Regions from separate parts of the Homo sapiens genome. Here region 2 is linked to region 1. The links are chromatin loops, found by intact Hi-C in ENCODE. Cell type or tissue: MCF 10A. All regions are shown on one strand.

Region 1 (2,500 bases):
AAGCAACCATTCTGGGGAGATCTGACCCAGGGAAGCTGAGCCAGGGAACGCAGAAGGCCACATACATTAGAGGAGCCCACTCTGGTCCTTGACCGAGGCGGTGCGTGTGATCTGTGTATTTGCAACAGTTACAGGGTCCAGAGCAGTAAAGAGAGTACAGGAGCTGCCAACCACCATTATACCCTGTGTGGTTCCCCAGCATCCTGGGAACTTGGCCAACTCATAGCAATTGCTCACCCCGAATGAGACCATGAGGCCCCCACTTCCCCTGGCCTGAATAGTTCAGGCTGCCTTGGGTTTGTGGGCGTCCGCATCAGGAAGATATCTGGTCCTCCTGTATTGTGTCATTAAACACTCCCAGGAACTGAAGGAATGCTATTGATTTGGATCATCTATTCCCCGCAGGAGTTTTAAAACTTCCTATGAGGCCACAAAGGAATCCATATAAAAGTTTATTTTGTGAGAAGAGAGACAGTGTCTTTTCATTCTGCCTTGAGGATGTGCATGGTGCTAGCACAGCAGAGGCATTGCAGACTTGTTAGAAAACTTCAAAAGCTGGGTGTGGTGGCTCACGCTTGTAATTCCAGCACTTTAGGAGGCCGAGGTGGGCGGATCACCTGAGGTCAGGAGTTCAAGACCAGCCTGGCCAACATGGTGAAACCCCCTCTCTAGTAAAAATAAACCTGGCACCTGGTACCTTTAGTCCCAGCTACTTAGGAGGCTGAGGCAGGAGAATCACTTGAACCTGGGAGGCAGAGGTTGCAGTGAGCCGAGATTGCAACATTGCATTCCAGCCTGAGTGAGAGAGTGAAACTCTGTCTCAAAGAAAAAAAAAAAAAAAAAACAGAACAGAAAAGAAAACTTCAGACAAGTTAAATTTGATAGAGTTTAATTGAGAAAAAAAAAAAAGAAATGATTCACGAATCAGGCAGCCTCCAGAATCACAACAGATGTGGAGAGACTCCAGCAGTGCCTTGTGGTCAGAACAAATTCATAGACAAAAAAAGTAAAGTGACGTACAGGAATTGGCAGTGAGGTACAGAAACTGTGAGTTTGGTTGCACCTTGGCATTTGCCTTATTTGAAGACAGTTTGAACACTCAGCAGTCTGTGAGTGGTTGAAGTATAGCCGCTGGGATTGGCCAACACTCAGCTATTGTTACAGGTGCATACTATTATGTTTGGTTTTCAATCTTGTCTGCCTATTAAGCTAGGTTACTGTTCCGTCATGAGGACTCAAATATAGAGGTAGGAGTCCTTCTCAGGCCATCTTCAGTTTGCTTTAACAAGACAAATCCTCACATGGACTGGAGTCTGCAAATGGCAGCAGGCACCTCCGAGGCCCAGGTCAGGCTTCCATCAAAAGGGAAAAAGTCTCAGGTCTACTCTATGCCGATATGTGCTACAAGGAAATAATAATACTCCAAGCTGTATCCAAGGCTTCAATTGCCTCTACCTCTTCCTTGCAAATTATTTAAACTGCTTATCTTAATCCCTGAATGGTGAATTTACTAGCTCTGATAACAGATCGCTTACACATTTAGAGAGTTGAGTTTAGCCCCCAAGGTCCTTGCTGTAGTTGTACTTATTTGTTTGTTTTTGTTTTGTTTTATCTCTAGCTAGAATCTACCTGCCTAGAATTGACACCCATTGGTCTAGGTTTCATGCCTTTGGGTTGTATAAAATGTGTGTGGTCTAACTTCTTGCTTCATTATTAGGCTATGCATTCTGGGTCTCATTTCCCACTGCCACAGTTCTGTTTCCTTTCAGTATATGAGTCACTTCTCCCTGAAATCGCCTGGGGTTTTCTAACATATCTTTGGAATGTGATGTCCTGCATTGTATGCTCCAGCAGGGAGGGCTGCCCCCCTGTTACTGCCCAGGTGAGAAATGGGTGCATTCCAGGGTCTGCAGTAAGACTCATCCTATGAGACAGGTACTTCCCACCATCATCTACCCAGTCCTCCCAACCATCCTATGAGATAGGTACTTCCCACCATCATCTACCCAATCCTCCCAACCATCCTATGAGACAGGTACTTCCCACCATCATCTACCCAATCCTCCCAACCATCCTATGAGACAGGTACTTCCCACCATCATCTACCCAATCCTCCCAACCATCCTATGAGACAGGTACTTCCCACCATCTACCCAATCCTCCCAACCATCCTATGAGACAGGTACTTCCCACCATCATCTACCCAATCCTCCCAACCATCCTATGAGATAGGTACTTCCCACCATCATCTACCCAATCCTCCCAACCATCCTATGAGATAGGTACTTCCCACCATCATCTACCCAATCCTCCCAACCATCCTATGAGATAGGTACTTCCCACCATCATCTACCCAATCCTCCCAACCATCCTATGAGATAGGTACTTCCCACCATCATCTACCCAATCCTCCCAACCATCCTATGAGATAGGTACTTCCCACCATCATCTACCCAATCCTCCCAACCATCCTATGAGATAGGTACTGTCATTTTTTCTT
Region 2 (2,500 bases), 390 kb before region 1:
TGTCCGAAGTTTGTGTGGGTATCATGATGAACCCTCTTCTAAGAAGTAAAAGGATCTTTTAAATCAAAATAGACAACTGCAGTCAGTCCACCATGCCCAACGACATTTAAAAAAAAAGAAATATCTGCCCCATTGGGTTTCTAGTAAAGTAAGTTGAACACAGAGAACAGCAGAATAGGAAAGGCTAGTGTCACCTTAGTCCACGTAGCACCAAAGTTGTGGTCCGTTGAGACAGAAAGGAAGCATTTAGGAACTTGGGATAAATACCCACTTTTATTTAACTCATACATGCACTAGAAATTTGTTTGGGATGCTCATAAATACAGAGTTCACAGTAGATCAGTGTCCTTTGAGGAAATGATTTGTAGAAGGCCGACTTGCAAAGCATTTCTTTGAAGATGAAATAGAGAAAGCACTTCCTGGGCGGCCCCCTGCCCTGCCTGGCTCTTAGAAGTGGCCTGTGTTTCCACCCTGAGCTCTTCCTGTTCTGCATGGGAAGACCTCGTTAGTGATGCTGATGCAGAATAATTTTGGGGTTATGTGGGTAATGTTTGGTATTTGCATAAGTGATAGCAGAGAGGTAAGGTTCCAGCCATGTCTGGCACTTGTTTACAATAGAATCGTGAATGGGGGTGGGCTTTCAGTGCAAGAGCCAGTTAAAAAGTATATCTCAGGTACATCTGTTTTTATTAGTCCAGAGCAAACTCAAAATTATGCATCTTATTTGAGGGCAGGTTAAGGTTACTTATCATGTGTTTTTGGTGTGTGTGCATGTGGAAAACTCTAACCAATTTGTTAGGTTTCGTTGTTGTTTGGGAATTGGAAAGACGCTACTGAATTTCCTGTGCTTTAAAACTGATTTTTAAAATTAACTTTATATGTTTTTGTGTTAGGATGGTAGATTGATGAATGCCATAAAATTTGCTGTTTTAGTATTCCTTTTTAGTGATTTTAGGGATTTTATTCTAAAATTGGCGTATATATATGTATGTATGTATAAGACAGATTAGATCAGAATTACTACTGAAAGTATCCATATTTAAATTTTGTTGAATAAAAGGATTATCATTTCTTAAGGGGAAAGAATGATAAGAGATATGTTTCCAAAGGGACAATAAAATCACGATTTATGTTGAAAAGTTTTGCCTTTTGAAGTCGTAAAGCAGAGAATTTTCCTAAATTCAGAAATCCAGTGAGGTGATTGACAAACCACACAAGTTTTCTGTTTGCTGTGGCGGGTGCTAGTTTGCTTTAGTTGGCTGGCTCTGGCCATAATAAGACAATAGCGTGCACTGCTGCTGCCCTATTCGCAGGAGCAGACAACTAAGGTGCTAATGAAAACACACACCGGCTTTCGTGAATGAAAGTCACATGACTTGTTCTGTTTCCTTTATTGAAAGAGAAACCTTTACAAAAATAGTACTTCATAGAAGGAAGCATAGTATGTGGAACACTAAACCAGGAATCAGGAAACCAGGTTTCTAGTTGCTGATCTTAATGAGTCATTGTGTGTCTATGGGAGAGCCACTTAATCCTGCCTTCTCACTTTCCCTGTCTGTAAAATGGGGGTAATTATAATCCTCCCCTTTCTGTGTCACAAGGCCGCTGGAAGGTAAATGAGGTCATAAACATCAAGAGTGTTTTAAGCTCTTCTAAAGGAAGATGCTAATAAATCCAGTTGTTGATACTTATTGCTTTGAAACCATGAATGTATACAGGAAAGACACTTTTGTAAATGGGTGCTCTTAAATTGAAACAAACAGTAACAGCATAGTCTGAAAATGGAGCCAGCACCTTAAAAATTGCTTACCTTTACTGCTTATTGCTAGTTCCGCTCCAGGCTCCCAAGAGCCATTGTTTTCCCCCTTTATGTAACTTAAGATCTGTTCATAGATATTTATGAACAGATTGTAACAAAGTGGTGTTCTAAATTACATAGTAAAGTAACAATTAGGGAAAACAGTATGGTAATCCTGAAACTATGTTAAGACTGAACTTCTGATTACCTTTTATTACTGGTTTTTATATTAAGAGATGTTGACAAGATGAAAATGTATAATTAGAATATACATTTTAAAAATCGCCTCTTAATGCCGAATGCATTGAAAGAAAAACAGAACCCTGAGGTTGTTTGACTACTCATTGTTTAGTCTGGGGGTTCATTCTTTGGGGTCGATTTAATGAGGGTGGTCATTCCTGCAGTTTTGATGGTAGCACTGTGCTTATCAAACATAGTAGGAAAATGCGTGATTCTTTTGTTTTTCTACCACCCAAAAAGGAATCTTAGTAGAGAATTGATATTTTATTTTCTTTAGAAGTATGAGTATTTAAAATGAGGCTCTTTTTTCTGAAGAGAAGAACTTGGAAAAGTTTTAGTAACAGCATGAGTATAATGGGTTTTCTGTTAAAATTCCCACTAATGCATTTTCTTTAGAAACGTAGTTCTAAGAGCTAATTTTGGTATCAGATTTGGCAAGTAGAAAGGGTTTTTGTTTGTTTG

Evidence for each region. Hi-C counts contacts between places; a loop is a spot of excess contacts. Peaks named below come from ENCODE experiments on the same cell type or tissue, not always from the same donor. Only the 100,000 strongest peaks of a DNase experiment are listed, where the experiment ranks them.
Region 2: a loop joins it to region 1, with 5 times the contacts of the local background. A loop is called at or near these places in 3 of 110 quality-filtered maps.

What each region holds. Positions count from the first base shown.
Region 1 is chr13:109,383,154-109,385,653 of GRCh38, reverse strand. No RefSeq gene overlaps it. Among named protein-coding and RNA genes, the nearest start is that of LINC00399, 16 kb to the left of the region's middle. In MCF 10A, no CTCF peak of the experiment used is centred here; DNase peaks (open chromatin) are centred at 1,033 and 1,753.
Region 2 is chr13:109,777,270-109,779,769 of GRCh38, reverse strand. The region is part of intron 1 of IRS2 (insulin receptor substrate 2); the gene reads left to right. Among named protein-coding and RNA genes, the nearest start is that of IRS2, 8.1 kb to the left of the region's middle. In MCF 10A, no CTCF peak of the experiment used is centred here; a DNase peak (open chromatin) is centred at 1,419.